Regions from separate parts of the Homo sapiens genome. Here region 1 is linked to region 2. The links are chromatin loops, found by intact Hi-C in ENCODE. Cell type or tissue: endothelial cell of umbilical vein. All regions are shown on one strand.

The links. Hi-C counts contacts between places; a loop is a spot of excess contacts. Peaks named below come from ENCODE experiments on the same cell type or tissue, not always from the same donor. Only the 100,000 strongest peaks of a DNase experiment are listed, where the experiment ranks them.
Region 1: it touches region 2 in a loop (3-fold over the local background); 6 of 110 quality-filtered maps call a loop at or near these places.

What each region holds. Positions count from the first base shown.
Region 1 is chr2:161,585,433-161,587,932 of GRCh38, forward strand. No RefSeq gene overlaps it. Among named protein-coding and RNA genes, the nearest start is that of SLC4A10, 38 kb to the right of the region's middle. In endothelial cell of umbilical vein, a CTCF peak has its summit at 1,301; no DNase peak of the experiment used is centred here.
Region 2 is chr2:162,006,575-162,009,074 of GRCh38, forward strand. DPP4 (dipeptidyl peptidase 4) reads right to left here. Exons shown (of 26, transcript NM_001935.4): 22 at 1,988-2,087. Among named protein-coding and RNA genes, the nearest start is that of DPP4, 66 kb to the right of the region's middle. In endothelial cell of umbilical vein, a CTCF peak has its summit at 1,090 (motif pointing right); no DNase peak of the experiment used is centred here.

The DNA.
Region 1 (2,500 bases), 420 kb before region 2:
GAGTATCACTTGAACCTGGGGAGGCGGAGGCTGCAGTGAGTGGAAATCGCGCCATTGCGCTCCATCCTGGGCAACAGAGAGGGAGACTCCATCTCAAAAAAAAAAAAAAAAAAAAAAAAAGAAAAGGTTACCAGAAAGTTTCTTTAATTTACTTCTTTTTGCATGTAAGATTTTAAAAAAGTATAATCACAGATTTACAAGAGAAAAAATTTTGATCTTTCCATCCTTTTCCACATGGTGGATCTTTATTTTAGTCTTCTAATGGATAGTTGTCATAATGTTATTCCTGGGTAAACTTGAATGATGTTTTATTTATTATTTCCATGTGAATTTTTTTTGACTCTTTTTTTGGCCATAGTTTTATCATTATTTCTTTTCTTTAACTTCTTCCCATTTATATTTGCCGATTTCTACTCTTTCTAATATATTTCCTATATTCTGTTTTTTATTAGAAAAACTCCAATTTTTTAAAATTTTTAAACAATAATTTTAATTTATTTTAGAGTCAGGGGTTACATGTGCCTGTTTGTTACATAAGTATATTGTATTATGCTAAGGTTGGGGTACAAATCATCTCATCCCTTGGGTAGTGAGCATAGTACCCAATAGTTTTTTGGCTGTCTCCCTCCCCCGCTCCCTACTCTAGTAGTCCCCAGTATCTATCGTTGCCATCTTTATGCCTATGAGTATCCAGTGTTTAGCTTTTAAATTCATTGCTTGTTAATAAAATATACCAGTGTTCAAAATTTTCTTCTTTTCTACGGAATAAAAATTTTGCAAAATTGGCATGAAATTTGTTGTGCAAAATGGAAGATGCCAGCTTGCTTATTTTACTTTATATTATTTAACAGAATTAAGATTACATAACCTAGTTCTCAATAACTGGTGGTATTTGTTGATAAACTTCTATTGATATGTTAATTTTCTGTTAACGTGGGACTTATTAGTTACGTCTCGTTCCTGAATTCGTGAAACCTCCCCTCCCCCAAACAAATGCTCTCTCTCTCTCTCCTCTTCTTTCAGTAAGTCAATTTATATTTGGAGACATGGCACAGTAGTAGATGATTCAAGCTGAGAAAGAACGAAAAAAAGATCTCTGGCACTCATTCCTTGCTTTCGTATGAGCTAGCTCCCGACAGGTATCTAGTATATGCTGAGTTTCCTGTCTTTCTCATATATATCAGGCAGAGTAAAGCAGGTAGGAATCAGAGGCCTCAAATTAATGTCTGTAAATCCTGAGGAAATATTTTGAGGCTGCAGTAGACTAAACGATGCTAGATTTGGTTTGATTTGCTGTAATTCTATCATTTGAACACTAAGTGGCACTAAAGCCTAGGTCACAGATAACATATTGTCAATTTAAATTCTAAGATTTGGGGTCTATTGGTGGGTAAATGGCTTTGGAAAAGTGAAAAAAGGATTAGTAAGAAAGTATTCTGAGCTTAAAGAAAGACAGAAAAAATAGTTTTACAATCAGTTATTTTTGGGAACTGGAAGTTTAACCAAACTCTCTTGCTTTTATTTGCAAGTTATTTAAAAGCAAGGAGTAAACCGCTCTTAAAATGACCAAAGATGATTAACCTCACTGGCACCTATCCTTGAATATTTTCCCTTTTTCTTTGAAGGGAAGGAAAATCTATACTTAGAAGAAGGTTTTCAGATGGAAAGCACCCATATGCACGTTGAACCTTAAGCTCTTGCGTACCCATAGATGACAATACCCATAATAAACATTTTTTTCAACGCTTTTGAGACTATTTACTTATACCTATAATATGTATTTTTACATTTGACCTAATTTGGGAAATGTCAGTATAATTTGAGTTAGAAAAAAAGATCAGAATTTGGTTATTTTGGAGAGGAAAGAAAATCATATGTTTTATTGCTTATCTGAACTTTAAAAAATTAAAATAATCTTTCCCAAGATTTATTGAGATATATAATTGATAAATAAAAATATATATGTTTAAGGTATAAAATGTAATGATTTGATATACATATACATTGTGAAATGATTAGTACAATCAAGCTAATTAACACATTCATAACCTCGAAGCTACCATTATTTATTTCCAGCTTTATTGAGGTACAATTGACAAAAATGTATATACGTATGGTGTATGACGTGATATTTTGATGTATGTATACATTGTGAAATGATGACTACAATGAAGCTTAACATATCCATCACCCCACATAGTTATCTTTTTGTGGGGAGAAACATTTAAGATCTCTCATAGCAAATTCCAAGTACGCAATACATTATTATTTATACTCACCATGTTGGACATTAGATCTCCAGAACTTGTTCATCTTGCGTAACTGAAGCTTTGTGTTGTTTGACCACCATCTCCCCATTTCCCCAGCTTCCTAGCCCTGGGGCAACCACCATTCTACTCTCTGCCTCTATGAATCTGACTCTTTTAGCTACCTCAGATAATTGGAATCACGTAGAATTTAACTTCTGTGACTGGCTTATTTCTCTTAGCATGGTGTCCTC
Region 2 (2,500 bases):
TGCTGAAATGACATAAGCTCTTTTATCTATAAATATGGTTGAAAAACAGGTTGCATAATTGGTTTGGTTATTTTGGATAGTTAAACATATTTTGCCTGATTTTAAAAAATTAAATGATACATTATATATATTTGGCCTAAAATATCAGTAAAAAAATTATTGAGGCCAAATTGCAGTAAAACTTTAAAAATCTGACATAACTGCTTTGAAAACTGCCTCCTTAAGTGACCAGATTACAGTTAAAGAGTCTAAGAATTTTATCTTGCCATTGTGCTATCTAGGTTGGTGGCTTGAATTTCACTAAAATTTTACAAGTATTTCAAAACTGATTTCATTAATTTTAAAAATGGATATATTATCTAAATTCAACATTCTAACACTTTTTGAATGACTGGTATTGTAGATTACAAACTACACTAATGAGTGTTAGTTGCTCCATATGCATACTTTATGCCATTTCTATGAAAATCAAAATATTGTCCTCCAAAATTACTAACAGTGATATTTTATCATTTTGATTAACATGAATACTGACTATGCATAATTTTATATATTTAAAGGACACTAATATAAAAATAGAATATTTTAAAAGACACTTTAAAATATGAGAACTTCATAAAATGCTCATATCTCTTTTAACTTTAGCATTTAAATATTAATATCTTAGGTTGTACGTTAGATGGGAAAAATGGCTTTTAAGGGCGAAACACATTTTCCCCTAGGTAGCTGCAGACTTTAATTCTGCTTGTCATAGAACACAATACTCCTTTCTTATTTATGCTAACCAGATTTACATGTATAAGAAGATCTGAAATTTTAAAAATAACATTTAAAAAATATTATGCATAACTGCATAATACAATTGTAAACTTTTAAAAAAATATGCCTTGAAACACCATTTACGTATTCCTTTTGTCCCATCTTTGAATAAAATTGTTTAAATTTACACGTATATAAGAACTCTAGACAACTTCTATGTATTAGATTGGTCTATATACATTAAATGAAGTTTTCTTCTCATTTCATATTTTTAAACTTACAAAGATTTACTCCATTATTTTATTGACCACTAGAGGTCTCCAAAAACAAGCCATCCAACAGAACAATTAATATCAAGCAGAAAAATATTATGAAAACAAATTCATTGTGTGTAGATCAAATTATAACTGTGCCCTCCAATTTTCTTAACAGAAAGATATAAATGTATTTTTACATTGGTTTATCTTGACTGGGAGAGACTTTAAAGAGTCTTTTTCTCTGGGTACTACCATATTTCTGGATATAAAATATTTAATAAGCTATTCATCATCAGCCATTCTTTTCTTACACTAGACAGAAGACTTGAGATGGGGTTAGAAGAGGTGCAGGAAAATCAATTACCTCCTTACCACTTCTGAATCCCCCCTCCTCCCTCATCTTCCATCGCTTACTCCCTCCCCTTTGAGAATTGTAGTCTTAGAGGTAGGTGTATGATGCCTTATAAAATAATACTCTCTCGATGACAAAGAGCATATTCTAGAGTAGCTTTCACCTATTAAGAATGAAAAAAAACAACAACCCCCCAATGGGTGTTTCCACTGTTCCTCCTCTCCTCTTCCCATCCAAAGCCCTACTTGTATTTGACATTTAATTGATGGGAAAGAGATACATACTTCTCTCACTCTGCTAATATGTGAAACCCAAGAATCAAATCAGAGTAAAGATAAGGAATGATTTATCTGTAGAAATGTAGCATGGGGCTATTTTGAAATTCGGAAAACAGAATTTGTTGATAAAAAATCAAACGTGTAATAAAATATACCACCCAGCCTTGCAAAATAGCAGAATAAATGAGATCATCTTATTATAGGTATCCAAAAAGAACCTCTAAGATGAATCAGCCTATTATTCGCTGTAAAAACACTGAAACTCAGAAAGGAATGGCTTTGTTACTGGCATTTTGAGGTCAACACTCCGTATCTCTTTGTACCTGGCAGCAATTACATACCATAGTACTCCCACCGGGATACAGGCGCCACGGCTATTCCACACTTGAACACGCCACTTCCCGATCCCAGGACCATTGAGGTTACGTACCCTCCATATGACTAAGGAATGGAAACAGTTATTTTTATGGAGGTAAAAGAATAAGGACATATGGTAAGCGAGTCGCAGTTTCCACATTTCTCACATCTTTATATACTGTGCCTCTTTAGAGATAAAAAGCATGGTATAGGAGGCTTAAATTGGCCTTAATTGGACAGTATCTTTAAAGACTACACTTTCAGAGCCCTGATCCCTTTCTTGGTAGGTATATGGGGAAAACTACGGAAAATTTGCTGACCCTAGTGACTGGGTGGTACCAATTATAGAAGATTTAAAAACAATAACACGAAATCTTTACTGACTGATGCATAAGAAAAAGTCTCCCTCCTTCCTTCCCTTCCCTCTTCCCTCCCTCTTTCACTCCTTCCTTCTTGCTCTTTCTACCTCACCTCCCTGGCTCATCATAATAAACAAA